Linked DNA regions of Mus musculus: regions 2, 3, 4 and 5 are each linked to region 1. A link is a loop called in an ENCODE intact Hi-C map of the cell type or tissue named here. Cell type or tissue: left cerebral cortex. All regions are shown on one strand.

Region 1 (5,000 bases):
CCCACAAACACCCAGAGTTAGGGGTCACCTGGTGTCACCTTACAGGTATTGGACCCACTTGGAAGCAGATAGGGATGCTGTCTTGTCAAGCAAGCTGGCTTCAGTTTTGTCCTGCTTCACAGTGGGTACTGTGCTCCTTGCATTGAGGTGGGAGGAGCCTCCTGTGTGAGATGAGGACTGGATACCCTGATATCAAATAGGTACGCAGCCTTCAGATAATGTGGGGGTCTACTGTTACACACACTCCCGGGCTTGGGGTGAGTGATGGTTACAATTGGCAGGAAAGAGCCACTGCTCAAGCTGACTGTTGCCTTGCTGGCTTTAGTATCTGCTGTGACAGCAGGATCTATCCACCCTGCAGAGCTCTGTGAGGATGGATGGTCAGAACTGAGCCTTAGAATGTCATTCTTGTGGCTCCCCTTGACAGATGTCCTGGCCCAAACTTTCGGGGTATCAGCAATACCCTCATGGGGTAAGTCTGCCACTTGAGATTAGAATTAATGTCTCCTGGGCTTTGCGGCATTGAGAAATACCCAGCAAATCTCATGAAATATGAACTAGGAAAGGAGTTAAATATGCTCTAAGGGAAAAGCAGGAATCACCTTTCATTAATACTTTGAAAGAAATTAAAGACCCGGTCTATTAGCCTGGTGGAAGCTGTTGACGGTCGTGGGTGGATGTGAAGAAAAGTACAGATTCCCAGGGAAAGGCTGGGGGGCTGCCTAAGACAAAGGGATTCAAAGTGGGACCTGGACGCCATCCCACTCCACACCCCCTATGGAAGCATGCTCACCCGGCTTCCCTGGCTCTTGTTTACTCTGTGACACTGCGATCAGAATTTGTCACTCTGGGAGTTACATCTGATGTTACAGCCTGGAGCAGAGCTGAACCAAAATAAACAATCTGCTCTCTTCTGCTTAGACTAATAGGACAGTGATGTAAGGCCCTGCACTGAAGTGCTTCCCCTCCCAGCGCTGCGGCCCTCAGTGGAGCTACCGCGGGAGATGGGAAATGGGAAGTGGGGCTGGTTTCCAGTGCTGGGGAGGGTTGGGCAGGGCCGGTGGAAGTTTCACATTTGCCTTGGTCTGTACCCGGTGGAGTCACCAAGATGGGAGAGTGAGCTTTCAAGCTGCAGACGCCGAAGCCTTTTTCATTGAATTCTTCCTGAGCCTGGTGACCTCCGAGTCTGGATTCTGTGCACACGCAGACTAGCTGTGGGAGTTTTCATTATAACTCACAGAGAAGGTGGGCGGCTTGCAATGCCTGTAGGTTTAAGCTGCCCACAGAGGCATTTCCAGTTGTCTTAAACACTCCATACATGGCACACAGCGTGCGTGCGCACACACACACACACACACGCACGCACACACACACACACACACACACACACACACACACAGGGGTGAGGGCGGGCGCTGGGGAGGGAGAGATGCTTGCTAGCATTTGCCATTCTTGCTGGCTTTAGCCACTGAGACAACAGGCTCTAGACAGCGCTCCTACAATCGGCTTCAGGATGGATTTAGATCATCACTCTTCAAATTCTGTCGGGAGCACCAAGGGCTCTCTCCTGCCCTCCTCTTCCTGTCTCTCCACCTCTTCCTCCCATGACTCCCTCACCCCCTCTCTCTAACTCCCCACCATGTTCCAGGAATCTCATATTCACCTGTAGCACACACAGGCTCCTGATGCCAGTGATGTGAGTTCCCTAACCTGTTTTCAGCCCTGATGCAAGGGAGTTTCCATATATGATTGGGTTGAAACTGTCAGCCGAGTGGCCTGGATTGAGTCTGGCCTCGTACATGCAATCAGTGTACAGTTTTGTCATCTCATGCTCAGTGAAGTGTGAATGAGAACACAGTGAGCTTGCACGAACAAGAACGGAGGTAACATAGGTTCCCTTTGATAAACAGGTACTTTCAACCTTCAGCGTTTTCTCTGAGTTGTGAAGGATATGTGGTTTCAAGTCTCTGAGTGAGGGCTTTCTTCCCTCTGAAATAAACATTATGATCAGCTAAGATACCTGGGAGGAAAAAAATGTGGGAAGGAAGACTTCCCATCCACTTGTAAGCTCCTCTGGCCACTCCCTCCCCCGTCACATCCCTATGTCTGGGAGAGCTGTTCGGTTCCTAGCTTCTCAGGCTTTTCTGCTCCCAAGCTTCCATAGAGAGTGAAGCTATGTGAACCCCAGAGTTACTGATGCCACATCTGTGAATCGGGTGAGCCCATTCAACTGTGGATCTGGCTCGCCTTCCTCCAATGCAGTTCTCGCCCGCACCCCTGTGACAGTCAATGGCTCACACTATTAACTCATTCCTGCTCCCCCTCAGCCGTGCTTCTAGACAAATCGGGGCATGGGGGTAGGGGGTGGGTGTGGCACAGGGCAGCCAATTTGTTGGTGACATCCTAAGGGGAAAAAAAATGTGCTGTGGCCAGTCTTTTGTTCCAAGTGATGTCTCCTTCAAACATCCTCCAGCTTTCTGGATAGGCTGATGGAAAATTCCCTGGTCTGCAAGTCTGTGAGCTTTTCCATTCTTCAACTCAGAAAATGAATAAACAGGAAGAGAAGACAGAAAGAAAATACACCGTTCTGCCCCTAGGTGGGGCCACTGCCCACATGTGCCGCGTGTCGGTGCATTAAAATTCGCTTTTCTTGCAGTGAGGCCAAGTTCAGGTAGCAACGGAGAACTGATAATGTAAAATGAACTTTGAGCTGCTGTAAGAAAGTCTTCAGTCCCACGGACCTCACTCATAGGTCCTAGGACTCCTTGAATTCCCCTATTTGTCTTTTAAAACGTATGTCCTTATTCAAGCATAAACGGCTGGAAACACCCCAGCATCTGTTCTCGAAGGATGGGCTGTGGGCAATAAGAACCTAACAGCAGGGAGATAGTTTACAAAATATTTGGTCAAACAAAGGCGAATGTCAATCTGTCTGTCTGGGGGATAGGTGTGAGGATCCCAGAGCCACTAGCTGCAGCAATTTTGATTAAAGGAAGTATAGGAATAACTGCTCATACAGCTTTCAGCCTGTGAGTTCGACCTATAGTCTGTGGGGGCACATGAACCCCAGGATACCTATGAATGTAGCCTGGTACAGAATTACAAACTTCCTTAACACATTAGAGGGAGAGACTCTATTTTCTTACTGTCTTCGTGAATTGATTGTGTGGTTACAAGATGGAGGGTACATTTGATTGGGGTTGGGAGAAAGGAAGGCATGGCGGACAGGGTAGCTTGATGTTGGTGGCTGAGATGCCTCATCTCTGGAATGGGAAACAGAGAAAGTAGGATGTGCTACAGGCTTCTTCCTCTTTCCTTTCACTCTTTTTATTCACTCATGGGCTTTGCCCATAGAAAGGCTTTTCACTTCACTTTGCTATCACAGACACACCCAAGGTATGCTTCATTGATTCCCTGAGTGGTGTTTCTTAGTCCAACCGAGTGAACAAAGTCAACCTAACATACCAGGATATTAAGAAATTTGTTCAGGGCTGGAGAGATGGCTCAGGGATTAAGAGAACTTTCTGTTCTTGCAGAGGACCTGATTTCTGCTCCCAGCCTCACAGTTACCTAGAGCTGCAGCTCCTGGGGCATGTCACACCTCTGGCTTCCGTGGGTACCTGCACTGGTAGTCAGGTACAACCCTTTATGGAGACAAAAGGATAAACAGCAGTGTGGAGGGGTGAGAAATGGCAGGAAGCACAGGGAGGAATCTGTTCAATATACAATATATACTTTAAAGTCTGAAACCTTTAGACATGAAAGAAAGAAATTTCTCTGAAATGATCCCATAAACTCTTAACACATGATCAAATTCTAAAACCTCAGCTTTAGCCCTAAAAAAAAAAAAAAAAAAAAAAAAAGCCACAAAGGTGCCTGCTCACGGGAGGCCTTGGGACTGGATCTGTGCCCCTCATGGTCCAGAAAGACTTGGGTGACCACCCCAGAACACCTACATTTGACCTTGTCCTTCCAGCCCCTGGCACTATAGAATCCATTCTCATTATTCCTCCCTAGCAAGGCTGTCCTGGGCTGTCCTTATGTGAAATGTTCTCTAGACCCAGTCTAGATGGCAGCCCACAACTCAGAAATATCTCTAGTCATCTTTCTTCTTCACCCTGGTGCCATCAGAGCCCTGCAGAGCGGGGACCAGTGGCCTTGCTAATCTGCTGCAGGACAGTGACATGGCTGTTACACTGCTGTAGAACTGCAGTCCTAGAGCGAATGGCACAGTGGGTACTCTCTTCACGGACATGGTAAGAGTGAGCTGTGACAATGGAGGAGTGCAGGGGCGGCAACCAGAGTGACCAGGCAGCATGCCCTAAGTGCAACATCTCCAGAGCTTGAAGTGATACACTGGAGCTGTACCGGGCCTGGGGTGGGACAGTGCTGCAAGTCAGCGGAGAAACAGAGAGAACAAAGCCACAAGAGAAAGAGATGGGAGAAGGAGCCCCGTTATCAGGAAACCATTGTCGACACGAGCTATGGTGCCTCTCAGAGGGGATCTGGGGAACCTGGCTCCGAGGGCAGCAAGGGTTCAATGGGAAGAGATGGAATGAAAGGGAGACTTTGAGGGAGGCTGGGGGCTGGACCACCAGAGCAAGGAATGGCAAGAAAGAGTAAGGACAGTCAGTGCACATGAGGCGTTGAACATGTGGCCAGCCTGTGGAGGATGCTGGAATAGGCAGGGGAGGGACTCTGTGGAAGGTTCACTGCAGTCAGAAAGTGAATCATGGGAAAGCACTCTTCCACGGTGACAGATTGTAGAAAATATTTCATCTCAATTGGGGCTTCTAAAACTCCATCTGACCATTTAGTTCCTGGATAAAAGGCACACATGACCTTTATGTTTACAATGAGCTTTAATTAGCACAAGAGCTGGACAGATATCTAACCTCTATGCTAGCATGTCTATTTCTCAGCCAATAAGTCCATTATAAAATTTGCCATGTTTTGTCTGGGCTGCTCTTAACTTCAATTAGCCAGCCCACATGGCCATT
Region 2 (5,000 bases), 260 kb after region 1:
CATATGCAATAGTGTCTGCATTTGGTGGCTGATTATGGGACGGACCCCCAGGTGGGGTAGTCTCTGGATGGTCCATCCTTTCGTCTTAGCTCCAAACTTTGTCTCTGCAACTCCCTGAATGGCTTCTTATGGACTTATTTTTTCTTCCTAAAACCAGGAATCTATTTTCCATGTCAAGTTGTAATTATTAACTGAAGTAGAAGGAAGGGCATTTTTAACCCTGAGTTTAAAGTCATACATTTAAGGACTTAGTGATAACCAATGTCCATGTATGATCATCTTCCATATTCTTATGATAGCAAGATAATTAGAGTTCATTGTCTGATTACATCATCTACAAAACTTGCAATAAGAATGGTTGTGATGTAGTTGGACAAAGAAAGAATGTACTGATGATGAAACAAAGTGATCATAATTAATGCTATAAAAGAAAATCTTAAGGTAACATATTTGGGGTTGACAGGGACGCCAGATAGATTGGTATATACCAGCCTAGATGACCATATACTATCATGTCACATGCAGATACATTGAATGCCACAGTTTTGCCAATCTCACCTCTTAATTTGATCTTGTTAGTCATCCAACAAAATACCCATTGGATAATGATCTCTCTGGAAACAATTCATGTGCAAGTAAGGAATGCGATGAGCAGTTTCCCTGTGTTGAGCGAAGTTCATGATCTACTTTAAATAACCAGCATTTGCTTTTCAAACAAAGACATCTAATGAGCTGGTCCCTGGTGACTCTTATACTGAAGACTGATGATTTGTGAATTCATTAACATTTGCATTTCCAAGACAATGGGCTTGAAAAGAAAAGACTCTATAAGTTGGGAAACATTGTAACATATTTTCATCTGGTTGGGACTGGCTCTTTTTAGAAGGCATTGCCTTCCTTGGCCAGGGTTCCATGTCTTGACCACAGAGCAGATTTGAATCTCGTTGTTTCCTTCCAGTTGAGCAGAAGAGAGACATAAGCATCACCTCTCTAGACTCACCAGGGAGAAGATGCTTCATAAGTGGCCATCCTAGGGATCAACACAAACTATTTTTCTCAGAGTCTCTGTTTCCCTGCTTCCCTTGCTTGTGTCAAGCAAGACTCAGATGAGCATAGAATGAATGTGGTGAGTGGCTGGTAGGTACTGAATGTACTGATTCAGAGGATCAAAAGCAGAAGGGGGTGAACTTGGCATTCTAAGAACCATGGCAATGCTTTCATTAGCAAGAGCTGTCTGTGAACATAATACATGCCATCGCAAAAAGCATTTGACCCCAATGCTTTTACTTTCCTGACACAGCAATGGCAGTTTTAGCTGGATACATAAAGGACTCCATAGAGAGCACGGCTTTCTTCTGCCTCGCAGCTAATGGTGGTCGTCACTATTGGTAACTCGTGTCATGACTCCTAATAAAGGGAAGCTGGAGGATGGCTCAGTGGTGAAGAGCACCTGCTGTTCTTGCAGAAGACCCAACATTGGTCCCCAGCTCTCACATGATGCTCACAACCATAACGCCACTTATGGGGCATCCTATGCCCTCTTCTGACCTCTGTATACATCAGGCATGCAGGTGGTACATATACATAGGTAAAATATTCACATATATAACATGAACATATAAACCTGAAGAATTTTTTAAATTACAAAGAAAATACCTGACCAAAGGAGGCAAGGGGTCATCTCGGCTTGCAATTCCAAGGGATACCACCCAGAATGAAGTGGAAGGAGAAACAGCGGGATACAGAGGTGTTGGTTATCATGCATTCACACTCAGAAAGGAGGCAGCAACCGAGGCTGATGCTCAGCTTCTTCTCAGCTTTCTATTCAGCTAATCAGTTGGACAGCTAAGGTGAATCTTCCCATCATGCCTATAACCTAATATGGACATGCCAAGAGATTTGTCTCTCAGGTAGGTATCCTTACAAGTCACCCATCCATACAAACCATCACACAGTCTGACTAGGCCACCTACAGTCTGTAAGTGGAAACAATGTTAAATATGGAGTCAGACCCACTAAAAGGAGCAAGCAGCTTGTCTTCCTTTTCTGGAACATGGGGCTGAAGCTGAATCACTACTCGGCACTCATTATGAGAACAACAACCTAGGCATGTTGCTGACAAGGGATGAAGGAGCCTGGGGCTGACACAGCAAGAGAACACATCAGCTTTAAGTTGGACACTATAGACTGTTAAAAGCGAGACAAAGTTCTACCAGGATTAAGCCATAGTGCCTTGTGACACTGATGCAACCATGGCTTTTCCTTGTAAACTAATGATATACATGTTCTGCCTTACTTAACCCCCAGGGAAGATCCTCAGCCCGCCCCAGAGCTCAGACACGATTGGCAAAGCATTATATTAGAAATACTACAACATATCCAAATGTAGAAAAAAGTCTAGACTGGACAGAGCTAGGAAGGGGCATGGCAGTGTGAGGGAATGCCTCTGCCATTCCCTCTAAATGGCACAGAGTTCTGGGTAGTAACATAATTATGAGAGGTACCAACCAGTGGTTTAAGAATTTAGGGGGTCTGAGGTACAGTCTCATGTCATCAACAATGAGTACCAGCCTAAAGGACAAAGAGTGAGGAAGGCTTCCTGTCAAATCCTGGTCAGAACAAAACCTGACAGGGTCTTTTAGTCCAAGTAGGGCCCAGGAGTGCCAACAAGCACTAATGTGCAGGGGGTCAAGGCAGCAGGAGGGAAGGAGGAGCCTGGGGAGTGGAATGACACTGGGAACTGGAACAATGGGACATTTAGCTCCAATACACATACCCTATAGATGGGTAATTAGGCTTTTCTAGAAAATACTATTTGATTGATATCTAGGTTCCTTCATTGGGTGAGAACTTCCTTCCAGGTAACGTTGCCAACCCAGGCAGGTCCCCGTGCCCACAGTGTGCTTCTAGGAAAGGAACTGTTTCCAGCAGGGTGGAAGCAGATAGGTTCATCCTAAAACAATGATGATAGTGATGAAGACCCATTGCAGCAGTAACTGGAGCTTGAGCAAGTCTGCCGCAGACATGAACATCTGTCTGAAGATACTGTACCTGAAGATACTGTCAATTTTTTTTCAATTTTTTAAATTTTAATTAGGTATTTTCTTCATTTACACTTCCAATGCTATCCCAAAAGTCCCCCATACCCTCCCTCCACTCCCCTACCCACCCACTCCCACTTCTTTACCTTGGTGTTCCCCTGTACTGAGGCATATAAAGTTTGCAAGACCAATGGGCCTCTCTTTCCACTGATGGCCGACTAGGCCATCTTCTGATACATATGCAGCTAGAGACATGTTTTTAATGTGCATTTAAAATCCGTGGGTTCAGGGGGGGTTTCCGTCTGCTGTTTTTGCTCCTGATGTGTTTGCTGCCCAAGAGTGAATGTGTAAGCTTTTCAGGGGGCAGAGTCTTCTGCTCCCCACACAGGAAGCTTGCAGCGGCCCCTAGCAGGATTCCTTTCAGGTAAAAAAAAAAAGAGCATCAAAGCTGTGATTCTGAAGGAGACACATTCCAGAAACCTGCAGACCAGACGTGGCTTCTGGCAATGGATCCCACTCTGGGGAGGAAAGGAAATCAGCATGATTTTATAAGGTCCTGCCTTTATGAGGGTTGATCAGCACCTCAATCATTCAAATGCTGCAAAGAAAGCTAACGATGCCACCTTTGCCTGCCGGCTGTTTGCAAGGCAGGTTGTGCGCTGGTTTACTACAGGGAAGGAAGGCAGCTTATGTGATCCAGCCTCTCATGGGCTTTCGGAACACCGGAAGCTGGGAAATAGTCCTCTATTTTAAGGAACCTGTCTGGATCCCATTTCTCTCTCTCTCTCTCTCTCTCTCTCTCTCTCTCTCTCTCTCTCTCTCTCTCTCTCTCGTGGTGTATGACGAGTGGAGTGATTGCTAATCTCCATTCATGGTGGTCAGATATCATAACAATACTCAAATGCCACCCTGAACAGTGAGCCATAGAACATCATCCAGTTTCCAATAAAAGGGAGGGAGAAACAGACAAGGCTAGAGATGGTCCCTCATGAGAATCGGTATGGAGCCGGGAGAGGGCATGAAGCCGAAAAGCTGCCATAAAGGAGAAGGAACAAGAGGTTGCCCACTAGGTCAGCAAGCATAAGAGCTGCAGAAGTCAGCAGATGACCTGAAATGTGTGTGGTCTCTTCCCTACTGCACAGGAAGCAGACACGCCATTACTGTAGGAGCTGAATCCCTGGGAACTGTAACTGCGCTACGGGGCTACCTGGTTGGCTGAAAGTTTGTCTCAAAGCTTGGCTGCCATCAGATAACAGGTGCGCTGGTATTCCCTTGCTCCACTCCCAAGGGCATCTTCCTATAAAACGAAATTTCATGCTCAGCCAAACTTTAGAAGCATATGATTTAAACATATGCCAGTCTCTTTCTACACGTCAGCAGCTTCTCAATTCCACACGCACACACCACCACCCCATTCCCGTGGAAACAGCTCTGGTAGCAGCTTCGAAGGATTTGTTGCCAAGTGGTCCCTTCTCTCTGTCTTCACCATAAAACCTTTAATGAGACAGCAGAGCAGCCCCCGAGAGCTGAAGTGATGATGTCTTACAGGGTGGGGTTGTACTATGTCTGAAATTATTTTCAGAATTACAATAGAGTTTTCTCTTTGCAAACATGTGCCCCAAAATATGTTACCATGGACCATGAGCAATGAACACAGGCTGATCCAAGTCTTGCCAGCTCTTAAGGAAAAAGAGAATGTGGAAAAATGCTACAAATCTAGATATATCTTGAAATGGTATCAAGTGATTTGATTAACTTGGAAGCAAATTTTTAGCCACACAATGTGATAATTCACTTTCTAATATAAAGACATGATAAACATTGCCCAAATCAGGGTTATAATTAATTTACACTGAATATTTTACTAAAATACAAATAAAAACTTCAGGAAATACTATTTAAACTATTATATAAAACAGAATATTAGCATACTTTGTGTAGTCTTCATACACATACACA
Region 3 (5,000 bases), 450 kb after region 1:
TGCTGGACTGGTCTTGCATTGCCCCACTCATGCCTTAGGCTCCTGAAAGCTGGGATTGCAGGTTTAATCCCCTACATGTAGCAGTTCCTCCTTCATATGGTCTGTGTCATACCAAGCCAGTGGTTCACAAAGCACCCCAATGCACCTCATCTGTCGTTTCCTCCTAAAACATTACACGATGAATGGATGTGTGAACACCATCAGATTGTTTGCCTGGAAGACACTGTTGGTTGTAGTGAGAACTTAGATTTCTTTAAAAACCCACTTATGTTATAGAAATATGCTTTCCTTTTTTTACTACCAGGTGCCCAGGTGCAGGATACAGGCCTGCTTCAGTTTGTCCACAGCAGTTGACTATGTCTCATGCTCTAGGAGGGGTGTGGTTTTTGCCAGCCGCAGATAGTTTAATTCTGGGGACTCTGGAAAGGGAATAAATGCCAGCACCCCAAGAGGGGCTGGAGAAGCTCTGAGGAAGGAGGTGGCTGCTGCTCCCACTGCTGCTCCCAGGTGTTGTTGTTACAGTTTGTCCGGAACTAGAAGTTGGAGATACCCTGATGATGAAGATTGGACTGGCCCCAAGAAACATGACACCACCAATCAACAGGAAGTAGTCTGTATTTTAGCTGAAAGAAGCCCCTTTCCCCTCTAATGTTCTTTCTCTCCAACCTAGTATTGGGGGGGTGGGGCTGGAAGGGCTCATGGTGGATTAAAGGTTGGAAGGGAAGTAGAGGTAAAAGAATATAATAAAATAGCCAAAAATAGCCCCAAAAAGCACCATGGTATTGGTTGTTGCTTTTTGTTTTAAATATGGTCCTGGCAATCAGTTCATGCTAAGATTGGCTCTGTGAGATCCTTACATGCATTCTCCAGACGGTTTTACCTCTGTTCTGTGACATTAAGGAAGTCATGGTGTGTAGGAGGTGCCCAGAGCTGTCACATCTGCTTGCTTACTTGGATTTACAGAGACTGCCCCTCTATTATCTCCTCATAGGAACAAGAAGGGCTCGCTGTTATCTTGGCTTCCAGATACTGTGGCAAAGAACAGGAAGATGGATGGTAGATAGCAGGTGACACTAGAGAAAGAACAGATGAAGTGCACTGAACCCTGCAGCTAGGCATTCCCCAACATGCACGTATGCAATCAAACATGTGATCTTCTCCATCAACTTCCTAAGCATCTGACAGGAGTGCTTTCTGTGCATTGGTGTTTGGAAAAGGCAATGGGGGCTGCATGCGTGTGAGGAAGATGAGAGTTTTAGAGTACTGAGGGACATGTGGAAATGTAGACAGCTGACGTGTTGGTTTCTTGAGAAGTTGCAATGTTACATAAGGCCTCTGCTTCTGCTTCAGACAGAGCTGAAACTGCTCATTACACAGCACAGGCAGGGAGCACTCTGGAAGGCTCCTCTGCAAGCATCTGAGGGAGAGAGAGGAAAGCCGTCTCAGGAGGCTATTAGGGATCTGGTCTTCTGGCCACTCAGACTCTGGCACCTTCACAGCAGTTCTGACTCAGAATGGTGCCGAACTCAGTCCTGTGCCAGTTCAGCCATCTGCTGTCGCCTCACAAACGAGGAACAGTGGAGAAGGAAAGTTCGTGTTGGCGTGTCATGTGCACCCACTCTGCAAACTGTGTGCGTAGCTGTGCTTCATGTAATACCAAGCAAGACTTAGGGTTTTTCTTTTTTCTTTTTTTCTGAAGAGCATATTGCACAGTACTTTCTGGAAATGCTCCCAATGCTAGATACATGTCCCATTTGCATAGAAATATATGGTCTTTGATGTGCAGTCTGCAATGTCTGCAGAGAGTCTGAGATCAGAGGTTCCTCATTTTACCTGCCTTTTATGCGTCAATATCCACTCAGCGAACTATCACACTGGTGATTTGGAGGCATTATTTTAATTCCTAATGTAAATTTATTTTTCAGCAGATGTGGCTCTGAATCTATTATATTAAATGAATGAGAGAAAAGCATATGACATCTCATTAGTTACTAGCAGAAATTCTGCCAAGGGGGTGCTGGGTGTTCCATACTGGGGCAAATGGGATAGACCAATCTGCAAATTCATCACTGATCTCTCTCCCAGATGAGGGGAGGAAAGAACATTTCATTACATTGGGCATTGGGATGCCCAGCCCCACCAAGTGTTCAGGAATGTTTTACATGTCCCTGACCATCATCATTCCTACAACACTAGTTCTAAGCATTTGGGGTATCTGAGGCCATGTCCTATTACACTGTGGCTTACTGCCCCTCTCTGCAGCATTGCTCCTTCCTGCTGCTTGGTAGTGACCAGATGGGGCTTGCCGGAACCTGGGTACTCTAAGGTCACACACAGATCAGTTTGCTTTGCTTTGAGCAGTTGCTTAAACACAACAGAGAGAGCCAGGAAGGGTTTGGACAAGCTTCATTCATCATTGTGAATCATAAGCACCTTGCACAGAACATCCTGCTAAAAGTCTCTAACAGAAACCTAAAACGGGCACAGAAAGACAAATCTTTCCAAGAACCAAACTGTAGCTGGAGGTTCTCGTAAGACCCATTCATGGCTTTCTTAACAGCTCTGTAGGATCCTGGGAATTCCACATACCTGGAGAGCTTGGGGCCATGATCAGCACCTCAGAATACAACAACCTTCCTCCACACTTATCAAATCTGTCTGTCTGTCCGGTTAGTACTGCGAAAATAAATGAATCATTGCCTTATCTTCATAGCAACTATATTGATCATTTAAAAAATCATAGCTGATGTTGGCTACCCATGGGAGCTTCCAGGGTGAAGGTCAGAACTTTCAGGATTTGAAGCAAAGAAATCCAGAAGCCGCAGTGTGTCTGCGAGTGGGAGGATACAGACTGATAGAAGCAGTCAGTGTGCATCCTTCCCAATAGAGATGCTGATGACACTGACTTGATTGCAGATTGTGACTCCCTAATGCATCTCACCACACTAACAAAGGCACTGATTGCACATAATGGGGGTAGAGCTTTCCATCCACAGAGGATTTATTTAACCTCTGCCAGTGTTTTTTTGTCAGGCTGTTCACAACTCTTCATACAGCTCTTAGCTGGCTTATCACAAAGTTCAATATATTTTTGATGCACGGGATTTCAATGTTGTTAGCATATAGAAATGCATCTGTCCTCCTACTTGGAGATTTGACAGATTATCCTGCAAACTTGTGTAGCTTCTTTTTCTGACACTTTGCCTGCTTAGTCACTTTAGACTGAATGACGTCATATCATTTCTCTCTTCGAATTCTTGCAGCTTTTTGTTTAGCTTTTACCACACTTCAGTATCAGTTATATTGGCCCAACTGTATTCTGTCCCAATCTGAGACAGACTTTGAGCATTATCCTACAATTTTCTGTTTTAAAAATGACCCTTTTTGAATATTAGATCATGCTACTTCCTTATGGTTAGTAAGTCCTCAGCTGTAAGTGAACGAGAAGTTATATTACCCCTCTTGGTACCTTCTGAGATCATAGTACTCATTTTTTCTTCTGTAAATACAGTGAAAGATCACCAATTCTCCTGTGTCCACTCAAAGAAGTGTGTGGAGAACAAACCTGCAGACACAGTTGCTTTTTCTATTGACAGTCTTGAGTAATATTCATCTATGATTTTCCTTTCTTTATTAATCCTATTAAATTTAGGAGTTTAGGTAATCAAACTATTAGTTGGAATAGACATCTATTTTTCAATGCTGAGTAAAAAAATATCCTTCTTGGAGAAATGATTTGGTAGGAATTGTGTGTTCCCAAACAGCTTAGCAGCTCATTTGATGGCTGTGCTACAGCTATGAAGTGGAGTGCCCTGCAAAAGCCACCGTTCTCTGAAGATGTTACACACTAACTGATTAACAGAACTTAGTGAGTAGGTAGAGCTGGGATGCTGCAGAACAGAAAATTATCTTGGCCTACCCTTGGAAACCTTAACAGGCATTTATCACATCATCTATTTGAGAGTTTGGTATATTCAGGTAAATTTTTTTAGGTTGTATTAAGTTAAACTAACAACCTAAAGTAGAGATTCATACTTCATGGGAACTTTTCTTACTGGATGCTTCTCATCAATGTATTTAGTAAATACTTTGATTTGATACTTTTTTTTAGATCTATGACTAATAGACTCATAGGCTCATGGCTCAGAGGTTAAGAGCTACTGGATACTCTTTAGAGGAGCCAGGTTCAGTTCCTAGCACTCTATGGGAGCTCATAACCTCTGCAAATCCAGTTCTCAGGGATCCAAAATTTGCTTCCAGTCTCCACAGGCACTGCAAGTACATGGCGCGCAGCAGGCAAAACATTCATAGACATACAATGGCAGTAAAAACTTTAAATCAATGGTATCTCACTTAAGTTACTCCCATGGTAGAATATGCCATTCACGGAAATCCAAACTGGTGTCCCAGGGTCATAGCCGCTTAAGTATGGCTCAGAATTAAATTATCTCTTATTCCCTTTATAGTAAGAGTTGGGTTTTATGTCTTACATTCATTATGGAAGTATTTATAATTAGATAATATCTTAAATGAAGTAATCAAAATGTATCGATTCATTTTGATGTTACATACATCTATGTTAATAAGTATATATATTTACTGAATTAAATTAGTTATACCCTATTCATGTCTTTTAAAGCTCTTAATTATTCTAAATTCACTTTTTTCCTAATACTGTTTATTTGGAACTGTTTTACTTATATGAGTTTTAGGGGACATTTACATTTTCTTTTTATTTTGATGTGACAACTACAAACTTTATCATTTTTATAATTCTCTTTGCTTGTCAGTCCCTGATTCTAACTTTATTACTTTTTACTCTGTTTGAGAAATTTCATTTTGTTGTTGTTGTTGTTTTTTTTTTTTTTTTTTTTGATATCTTATATTAGAGTCCTCGTTTTTTGGCTTCTGTTCTTCTCTAGTCAAACCCAAAAATCCATGCTTACAAATTTGCTCTGAAGGGCCATAGTGGCAGACACCTAAGGGTGTAGCTTTACTGT
Region 4 (5,000 bases), 360 kb before region 1:
CGTGGCTGTGAGCTGCCCGGTGGGTGCTAGAAATTGAACCCAGGTCCTCTGGAAGTGCAGTCAGCTCTCTTAACCCACCAAGCCATCTCTCTAGCCCCAAGTTGTGACTTCTTTGGGAGCTACAAGAACCTTTCCCAGTCCTTATACAACACCAGTGGGCAGAGAGCCTGTATATGAGGTCAGAAGTACCTTTCTGATTTATTTATGGGAATTATTTAATTTTTGGACAGGAGCCTCTGAGGCATAGTATGGAAGGTCCCATCACTTAAAAATTCTATTCGACTGCTGATCTTCTGCCCCCATGTCTCCTGTCTACATTTCATCAAGTGATTTAAGCTTGACATATACATGTGCAACAGGGTAGAGAAGGGTTTAGCAAGCAATCGGTTCATCAACTAAAGCTAGTGGAGGCATCACGAAGGCCCAGGCACCTTGTTTTGGGGGATAGAAGCCAGAGTGGGGTGCTGCAGTAAGACCTGAGGGAGAAGAGGGGTTCAGGGCAGGCAGGAGGACGAGTAGCTGGGGGTGGTATTAGGGTTGTCTCAGATGACAACAGACTGGGAAAGGAACAACTGGGAGGGTCTCAAGGCTACCTGTAGCCTGGCCAGCCAGAAAAGGCCAGGGACTTCCTGGTTCCATTATTCCCTGGTCAGTCAAGCTGAGAGAGAAGCTGTGTGGTCATTCATGGATACCAGGATGGTGCCAGACAATTGATATACGAGACTGCCCCAGCTCTGGGTGAATTAATTTCTTTTTAAAAGGGGAACCTGTCCTGAGATGGGTGGGGAAGAAGTATCTACAATGTGAAGGCAGATGGGGTGGCCCCCCTGCGGCCCTCTGCTCCTGTTGTCTTTAGAAGAGTCTGCACGCAGGAGATGAAGCAGTGGAGGAGACAGGACTTAGTGAGGGGATGGGGCCTGAGACGGGAGGCCAGGAGGAGAGAGTTATTGCCATCCCCTTTCCTGGTGTGAGAGGATCCGGAACGTCACATAATTTAATGTGCACATCCTCCCTCTTTGCTGCAAGGGACTCCCAGGGGCATATACTGATCCTGGTTCATTCCTCCTCTGATCACAGTGGAAGAGGAGACACAAAGCAACATGTTCTGGACGACTGAGGCAGCTCCTAAGGTCCCAGGCTTTGCAGCACCACATCCTCTGCCTGAAGACTGTTTTCTCAGGCCTGAGCTGGTGAGTGTTCCGTCACTGTCAGGTGGTGGAACTCTATGGGTGGTCCTGGCCTTCCAGGCTCTGCTTAGATAGCAGAAGCCTGGGGGCTGTCTGGATGGTCCCTGACAGCCATCCGCTTCCCCTGAGAGTTACTACGACAGTGTTCTCCCTTCTCTTCCCCGGACCAGAGTTCTGAATGCTGAAACCTCATTGAGGAGACTAGCTATGGAAAAATGTATACCAACTTCCAGACTTTTGGCTGAGACTTTTTTCTTTTAAGAAGCAGAAAAAGGCAGGTAATGCGAGCCTTCTGTTCAGCGGCGTTTTCGGTATTTCATGGCCACTTTACAGTGTGCCGATGAGCTTGATATATATATATATATATATATATATATATATATATATATATATTTTTTTTTTTTTAAATGTCTTCTTGGTTTCCCCTTCTCTGTGTATTTTTAATGGAAAAAAACCATTTTTCACTTGATGAAGCTCAAGACTCAACAGGCATAAAAGACAAATTACCCCTCCCCAGGTGAGGCCGATTTCTGCAGAGCAGGATACAGAGGGCAGCGTGGGGAGGTCTTTAGTCGGCAGTGTAGTGTGCACACGTGGGAAATTAGTGGGAAATCTGTTTCTTCTGACCTAAGGTTAGAAGGCCTTCCTTAGGCGGCCTTGGTGGTCTAACTATGGGACAAGAAGGGGCACAAACACCTTCACCCCAGAGCAGTCAGAATAGGGCTTTCCGAGTGTCTCCTCTGTGCTGGCGCTCTCTCCTGCAGCTCCAGAGCACTCAGTGAGAACCTTCGCCAGCCTCTGTGCCCCTGTCCCTTGTCATCTGTGTTCTGTGCACTCAGCCATGGCCAGGGCTTGACCCTACCAACCCTTAGCTAGGGAGGTCCTGGAGCTCTGCAGGCACACTGGCAAGTCCTGGCCTTGACCAGCTGTGTCCAGCTGTGCTCCAGCTGCTCTTGCACATGCTCACAGATTTCCTGCTGGGAACCCTTCCTTTTCCCTCTCAGTGTTCTCCTCCACCGAGGTCACATGGCGGTACTTAGGGGACCAGAAGAACTCCTTCATGTTTCCTTGGGTCATGGCCACTCTGCAATCACTTCCACACAAGAACAGTGGGACTGAGTGACTTCAGCTGACCGGTGGCCCAACAAAGTCTGAGACAGTCACTTCTCACCCTTCACAGCATGGTCTGCCGACCGCAGTCCATCATTACCCACCTGGCTTACTTACTGTCCTGTGGCCGTTCCTCCACTGTGAACACCAGAGGGCAGCAGTGTCTGGCTCTTTTGATCCCCAAAGCATTTCAAATGTGTTCTAGAACTGGTACCCGGTGCACAGATAGTACCCAGTAAGGATGGATTGGCTGAGCAGATGAGGTAAGGGATGCTGGAGAACCTAGGCAGCCTGACACATACAAACACAGCAAAGAACTGCTCTTTTTCTGTCTCCTCTCCACCCGGTCCACCGCTGCCTGCTCTCTCACAAAGATGAGCTTTTTACATTAGCTCATAATGATGACAAAGGCTTCCTGAGTCTAATGGACTGGAGCAAGAAGGAAGGTGGTCTCCTTGGGTACTCTCATTATCCCTCTGAGAGAGCAGAAGCATCCATGATCTGGCTGTGTCTATGAGTGAGGTTTTCAATGCTATGTATATTCTGATGGAGGTGTGCTGTCATGCTGACAGGCTCCAACCCCTCCTGCCGGGGCTCATCCTTTGAAGGTCTTGCCTGTCTACACGCACAGCATGTGTTGGATATATAGGGGGGGGGAGATGGATGGGATGTATGGCATTGGAAGCCATGTCTGTAGAAGAAGCAATGAGAAATGAGAGGGGAGAGGGAGAGGGAGAGGGAGGGAGAGAGAGGAGAGAGAGAGAGAGAGAGAGAGCTATGAGCCAGGGAACCAGTGGGGCCAGCAACTCTGCCTCCTCTCCTGAGCCTTGAACAGATTGTGTTTGCTGGTGCACAGTTTTGATGGCAACCAGGTCTTACTTGTTTGCCTATGAAAACCATCTGATGGCTTCATGACCACGTGTCCCCGATTCAATCTGTGACTCAAAGAATATGAACTGACCTTCTCATGTAATGCTGAGGATGGGATTTGTTCATAAGAGGAGGAAGAGAAAATGAAGCTGTGTTGTTCCCAGGAGCTGGGGGGGGTGGGGGGGGTGGGGGGGGGTTCCTTAGGCATAAGAAAGTTGAAGTCATTGGCCTTTGTGATTCCCAGGTATTGGAGACTTTATCTGTCAATCAAATGTTTCAACCACCTCTGGGTTTTAACAGCCAGACTCATTGGATGGAAAGTGTGTGTTGTGTTTTGTAAACTGGCAGTATAATAGGGCAGGAGGGAGCACCTCAGAGGGGCAGCTAAGGTGTTCCCCCGAGGGATCACCACCAGGCAACAGGCCTTGTACAAAAGGAGGTTTATTGGGGGGAATGGAGGGGCACCTGGAAAGAGGGAAAGGCAGAGCAACGAAGGGGGTAGAGAAGGACAGAGAGAGAAGAGAGAGGAAGGAAGGACAGAGAGAGGAAGAGGAGACAAGGCTGGCCAGGGACATGTGGGGAATTAGGAGAATAGAAGGTGGAGATAGAGAAGGGCACACACACATGAAGGGGGGGGCAGAGAGAGAGAAAGAGAGGGAGGGAAGAGGGAGTTGGAGTAGGTGAGCAGTCCTCCTTACACACCAGGTTGGCTTGCACCTGGCAGGCAGCTATGCAAGCTGTTGCTAGGTAGCTCTTGGGTGGAGCCTAGCAGAATTATCCCTAAGCCAACGGCGCAGGCTTTTGTAAATTAACAATGTGCAATAAATTCCCCGGGCACAGGGCCCTGGGTGAAGCTTAGCCAAGGACAGAGAGAAACTTGGCTTTTCTGCCCTCAATCTAGCTGCTGGGTTTGCCCCTGACCCACAGCAGTGTGACCTATCAGGGGTCTCAGAAACCCTGGGGACTGCAGCCACCTCTCATGGGATCCAGCCAACTTCATGGGCACCTGGCAGAGGGTAACAAGACGAGTATGTAGCCACCTGTATAGCTACTGCGTCTAGACCGGCTTATTCTCACTGAACAGCCGGGGGGCTGGTAGCTGTCCTGAGAAGACATCGGACAGATCCATGGAAATGCTTAAATCTCAAGGCTGCCGAAGCAGGGTGGGGGATTAACTTTGGAAATGTTGCTATGTAAATGGTTTAAATGAACAGTGCCTTTGGAGCAGCCTCTGCTGATCGATCTGTTTAACCAAAGGAGAGAAGAAAAATTGGTGACTGAAGCCAAAATTCTTACTTGGCACCAGCACAGAAGAACCTGCAACAGACAAGCCGGTTTGTCAGAAACCCCAGGGATTTCCGACTTACCTTTGTCCAGAAATGTCCTCTGCCTCTATCTACCTGTCTGTCTCTGTGTCGTTTTAGTTTTTTTTTTTTTTTTCAACTCTAGTGTTACCTCTTTCCTCTCTCAAACAGAAGCATTTGACATTATTTTGGGCGGTCATATAACAACTGAGAACAGTTGCTTTTTTTTTTTTTCCTACAGATACGTATTACTCTGATCTACCTATAGATGTCACTGTTCATTTATGACAAATCATCCCCGGAGCTCAGGCAATTACCTCGGCTAAAATAACAAGCGTGTTTTCTGGAAATAAAATAACCAGCAAGTACCGAGAGAGAGGCATTTTCTCTCGCAGGTGTCTCCAAATCAAAGCTGAGGTGCGAACAACAATTCACTCTTTCTCCAGGCCTCCCACACAGTGTTTGCTTCCAGAACTTCAGCACCGCAGTGAGAGCTAGCTCTTCCTGGCCTGGCAGTCCCTCAGCCCTA
Region 5 (5,000 bases), 770 kb after region 1:
CAATGTATCATTTTCAAGCCATGGAGCTTTGGATTTTAAAAAATGCAGACTTCAGAAAAACCTTTAGAAATAGGACTAACATTTGTAAAGGCATAAAGTTTTTTCAGAGGCTTTGGACCCAAAAGAGACCTGAATAAAATTATATAAATTCTTCTATACAAATGTTTTGGAGAACCCATTTTGTGACACAAGGGCACCTCAGAGCAGACAGTATCAAGACGTAGAGTTGCTTTCACCTAAAGTCATTGAAGCACAAGTAGCAGTACAGAGTACATTCAACTACACCTACACAGTCCAAGACTTAAAATTCCCTGCACACCAGTTTAAAACAAAGCTCGACTTTGGGCCAAGAGTCAGTATTGATGAAATAGTTACAATGACCAAGCATTTTTTTCTGCTTATTCCATCCTTGTATCCTTGGCACCTCTTGATAGCACCAGACACATAATGTATGCTCAGCCCTGGGATTTGCTTTTGTAAAACTCAATCAGTATAAAATGAATGACTCATCCTAAAACTCCTTTCAAATTAAAATACTCTACCCTTTATCAATAGAGAAGACAATTTAGAAAGAAGACACTTTCTGGCAAGTGATAATAAATGTATGCTAACACTGAGAGAGAGGCCAGGACTCCAAGTCACCAGCACGCCTATGCTATGACTACTGAAAATGTATTTAAAAGGCAGGGTACTTTCCTAACCAATAAATCTGATAAAATTGAAGAATAGGCAGGAATTAATGTGATTTTTTAAATATGCAAACAGTTAAATTCTCGAAGTGATTTTAAACAAGATATAGGAAATAATATTTTAATCAATTAAAAAAAAACAATACTTTTGAATGGAGCCCAAGGTCTTCTGCACCTTAGAATACTTCACTGAGCTACAGTTCTATTTTAAATATCTTCTGTAACATGGGGTTTTAATTTAAGAACTTTCTTTTTCAATTGTATGGGTACTCGTGTGCTTTAATAGCTGATATTATCAAATGCCTAAATGTATAGTACATTTAGAACAATTCTCAATTGTCACTACTAAAAATCAATTTTAAACACAAAGAAGTGCTCATTTTTTTTAAATTTAAAAAAAGTTTTAAAATAGGTGCTCAAAATTATGTTTTTCTCAGTTAAATTTTCTTATTATGAATCCCTTCTCCATGCCTCACAAAGGCAGACTTTTCATTAACTTCAATAAAATTATGGTTTAACTCTCTCTAGGTCAAGGCATTTAGCATGTCAATCATAATCCAAATGGGAGATGTAAGTACTTTTGAAGCCATCTCCATGACAAGAAGGAAACCCTCTACTTTGAAACAACAAAAGGAAAATTATTTTATGGGCAATAAAGTATTAGTCTCCTTTCCTCTTATTTGGCCAGGAAGCCAATCCAGAGGATTCTTCTCAGAGCAAGGACTTCACTGACAGAGTGCAGTATTTCCTTCACTAGGAGAGTACTGCAGGGGGAGAGAGCTCAAGTACAGAAGGCCTCAGCTCTCAGTAGTGCTATGCAGAGGAAGACACTGCTCAGTCCCTGGAGCTATTTGTGTGTCCTTTGCTCTGTAGCAGATCTCTGTGCAGTTCCTGTCGGCCCTTGTTTCCTGTTCAAGGATTAGTCATAAAAATGCAGAACTATTCCTCCCAAAGCTTCCTCCGGATTGGGTTCCCTCTCACCTGCTTTAGGTGCTGTCACCACACCCAAGCCTCCAACCTGGCAATTCAGAACTTCATGAAAATGCGGCCACCAATAATATTAGGCAATACAACTAGTTAAACAAAACAATGTAACATTGTTTGTGTAGGGTTTTTGTTTTTGAATGGAAGTTCCTTTTCATGGGGCAGGGGACAAGGATACAATCATTTGTGTTAAAACGCACACTTATTCACCCTGTAAAAAGAGTAGCCAAAGAAAGAAGAGTTTTAAATCTGTCTTCTATTTCCCTGGTTTTTATTACTAATTAATTTAATTGTAACATTCAAATGGCACAGTTCTTATTAAGAGGGCTCCAGGTAAATCTAAATAAAGCTGGCTAAATTGTGTTCCATCCTAAAGTTATTAATATAATAATTTATGAGACTTTAAAAATAGTTTTAAGTTTTAGGTCTTAATTTCCTATATTTATATAGCCTTAGGGGACATTTGCTTATCAAAATCATCCATGAACTAGTTTAAGTTGAAAGAAACTAAACGTGTGTAATTGTTTTCAAAATATGAGGTATTTCTCTCTTGTAAAATCTGTATTTTTTTTCCTAATCTGTCCCACTTGGTTCGCACTAATCAGTTCAGATTTGGGTTTACAAACGACTCTTAAGTAAATGTCACTTAAAAGCTTAGTGCCATTCATAAAAATGTATACTTTTTTTCTTAATTTAACAAGTTTCCAATTCATTCATCCAAAATACACACTGCCCTATGGAGGGAAGAAGCAGCTAGACACCATGAGCGTGCACCTCTGCTTCCAGGAGCATCTTAGCTGCCTAGCATGACTCTCAAGAGGAAGAGAGGAGGGCTGCACACTTGTAACATTACTTTTATGAGTTAAAACAGACTCGGCTACTTTCACCGTGTAACGCATTTACTTCATAAATGCACCTCTCATCCATCTTCTAGACACATCTCAAATAGACCGACTTCAGATGTGCTTAGTGCGATACCTGTCAGGCATATATCACAAACAAGTTCACTACATCTTCAGAACATCACTTGGATGGGGGCGGCGAGTCTACAGTAACGAAACCTCCAAACGGGAATGTGCGCTAAATTATGCATTTATTTCTACTTATCCCGGAGGAGAACCCAAAACGTGGCTTCACATATAACATCTCTGTCAGGGAGGTCCTTTCCAATCTGCCTACTTCACACTGCTTAGAACAACCCTAGTGGCCACTTCCAAAGCTGCACTGGTCAAACTGCACCCAGTCACAAACTGTAGTGGGGGAAAAAGCCATCTTTGCAGTTATCTACTCGGCTAGTCTTTCGTCTCAGATCTCCGAGGACACATTTAAAAAGACAGAACTGAGGTGCGATCTCCACGAGGCAGATGCTTTCCTGAGATTTTCTTTAAGTCCTAGGGTGTGTGAACTCGCCCTGAAGTGAAGGACAGCTTGACCGAAACAGACCTGGGCTGGTCACCCCGTGGAGCGGCAGGGCGAGCCCCGCCGTCGGGGGTCGCAGTGGAGCACGCGGGTGTCCGTGGGGATACAGTCTTCAGCGAGCTAACCTTGGCTAAGGCAGGTTGGAAACTCATACCTAATGCTCTAGCACACACCGGACCAGGCTATGGGCGGGGGGGGGGGGGGGGGCGGGCCGAGGAAGCCCACAGAGCGGACGGAGCGCGGCACGCACGCCTCCGCCGTGACACTGACAGGTGGCTCGGGTCGGCCCCCGAGGATCCCACTCGGACCCGTGGGGTGTGACGTGGTGCCACACACGGACGCGGGGCGGCGCGGAGAGATTGTACCTGGCAGGCACCCACGTACCTATCATGGTCACCGGGCGGGTGGTGGCTGCGGGTCGAGAAGGACCTACGCGGGCACTGGCGCCCGCCCGAGCCTCCCACCAGCGTTTCTGTCAGGTTTAGTCATCCAGGCCTCCTCCCCCTTCCCCTCGCGAGCCAGGCGGGCGCAGTGCGCACGCGCAACCACCCGCCCCTAGCGCGAAGCCTGCTGGGAGGCGTAGTTTTAACCCGTAAGATTCGCCTCCGGCAGCTGCAACTGTCTTCGCTGGTAACCTTTTCCGGAAACGCTCGTCACGGAGGGGCGGGACTAGCGTCTCCTAATGTTGACTAATCGCTTAGCAACCGGGAGGCTTACACCTTTGGAAGCTCTTAGAGACTCTAGCCTCGGATCCCAGCCCTCTTCCCGCCCCTCTCCTCCCCTAAACTCCCTCCACCTTGGTGCTGCCAAACATCTGGATCTCCCTGGGCAGCACGAGGGGTTGAATTTCTACCACTAGAGCCTTTTAGAGTGTTTTCCCGACCCCCTGCTCACTTCTGTAAAAGCCACTGGTTTTTCTTCCACACCTCTGATAAGAACAAGACGTTTTCTAGGAAGAATGTGGTAGAAAAAGAGACCCTGACCTTAAACAAATGCCCAGACAAGATGCCGAAGAGGACTAAACTGCTGCCACAACAGACGTTCCAGGTGCACCAGCCTCGTTCCCTGGTTTCTGAGGGCTTCACAGTCAAAGCCATGATGAAAAACTCAGTCGTAAGTGATCTTCCTCGATTGAACGCACTTGCTCCGAATCAGGGGACATGTGGTTGTAGAGGATGACAAGCCCTGGGTCCTGGTACTGTTTACCAGAACTGGCAATGACTCGGTCAGTAGCAGACTCTGCCCGACAGTGTGCAGAGATGTAGGCTAGGTGGTTAAAGAACCTTTGGGGCAGGCGATGTACTGAGTTAGCGTATAAGCACCTTCTTGAGCAAGTGTGCTTTCTCCACTACCCCAAATTACACTTAAGCTGTTTCACTGGTAAGGGGGAAAAAAATCCTTATCTTTATTGTAAACTTAGTCCACTCAGTACAAGACCTTCTGGAGTGAATGCTCTTAGAAGTCATAGGCTTTCAAAATTTAACACGAACCAGTATGAGACACATAAACTCATCAGTAATATATACTAATTTATCTCATCTGGGACATTTTAGAATGCCTTAGCATTTACTCAGCAACATTCTGACAAAAAAAAAGGTATTAACCTGTTAAAGTATTCAAAAATTACTTATGTGAAGACTGGTTCCTGATAGGCCTTTTAAATACATTTTAAACAATATAAGCTCTATTTCAAGTGTCTCTAATAATACAAGCCCTATTTCATTTTTATGAGTTGTGATAATACAAATAAAATATTCTTAACACGAATAGGGGAAAATATTCAAAGGCACACAAACGGTTTAGCTATATGCCTAATACTGCTTTTCAATCTTCTTGTTTATTAAATACCATATGATTTGGTATGCTAAACCATGTTTGTCTACTGAGTGGGCACCTGTTTAGGAGTGT

Evidence for each region. A loop is a pair of places that touch in the nucleus more often than their neighbours do. Peaks named below come from ENCODE experiments on the same cell type or tissue, not always from the same donor. Only the 100,000 strongest peaks of a DNase experiment are listed, where the experiment ranks them.
Region 2: it touches region 1 in a loop (2.4-fold over the local background); 2 of 42 quality-filtered maps call a loop at or near these places.
Region 3: it touches region 1 in a loop (3-fold over the local background); 2 of 42 quality-filtered maps call a loop at or near these places.
Region 4: it touches region 1 in a loop (3-fold over the local background); 5 of 42 quality-filtered maps call a loop at or near these places.
Region 5: it touches region 1 in a loop (2.1-fold over the local background); 2 of 42 quality-filtered maps call a loop at or near these places.

Annotation. Positions count from the first base shown.
Region 1 is chr17:11,609,248-11,614,247 of GRCm38, reverse strand. All of the region lies in intron 6 of Prkn (parkin RBR E3 ubiquitin protein ligase), which reads right to left. Among named protein-coding and RNA genes, the nearest start is that of Gm41525, 53 kb to the left of the region's middle. In left cerebral cortex, a CTCF peak has its summit at 2,597; DNase peaks (open chromatin) are centred at 1,352 and 2,585; H3K27ac peaks cover 2,050 bases.
Region 2 is chr17:11,354,001-11,359,000 of GRCm38, reverse strand. The region is part of intron 4 of Prkn (parkin RBR E3 ubiquitin protein ligase); the gene reads right to left. Among named protein-coding and RNA genes, the nearest start is that of Gm41526, 220 kb to the right of the region's middle. In left cerebral cortex, a CTCF peak has its summit at 1,986; DNase peaks (open chromatin) are centred at 2,001 and 4,438.
Region 3 is chr17:11,154,262-11,159,261 of GRCm38, reverse strand. The region is part of intron 2 of Prkn (parkin RBR E3 ubiquitin protein ligase); the gene reads right to left. Among named protein-coding and RNA genes, the nearest start is that of Gm41526, 23 kb to the right of the region's middle. In left cerebral cortex, no CTCF peak of the experiment used is centred here; DNase peaks (open chromatin) are centred at 940, 1,568, 2,485 and 2,915; H3K27ac peaks cover 3,023 bases.
Region 4 is chr17:11,972,598-11,977,597 of GRCm38, reverse strand. The region is part of intron 9 of Prkn (parkin RBR E3 ubiquitin protein ligase); the gene reads right to left. Gm46604 (a long non-coding RNA gene) reads left to right here. Exons shown (of 6, transcript XR_001782243.2): 2 at 1,078-1,190; 3 at 4,713-5,000. Among named protein-coding and RNA genes, the nearest start is that of Gm52293, 56 kb to the left of the region's middle. In left cerebral cortex, CTCF peaks have their summits at 2,455 (motif pointing right) and 4,752; DNase peaks (open chromatin) are centred at 2,469, 4,357 and 4,872; H3K27ac peaks cover 674 bases.
Region 5 is chr17:10,838,966-10,843,965 of GRCm38, reverse strand. Pacrg (PARK2 co-regulated) reads left to right here and starts at 3,775. Exons shown (of 5, transcript NM_027032.2): 1 at 3,775-4,205. The coding sequence starts at 4,098. Prkn (parkin RBR E3 ubiquitin protein ligase) reads right to left here and starts at 3,607. Exons shown (of 12, transcript NM_016694.4): 1 at 3,477-3,607. The coding sequence starts at 3,483. In left cerebral cortex, CTCF peaks have their summits at 2,893 and 3,682; DNase peaks (open chromatin) are centred at 2,901, 3,680 and 4,146; H3K4me3 peaks cover 2,104 bases; H3K27ac peaks cover 1,494 bases.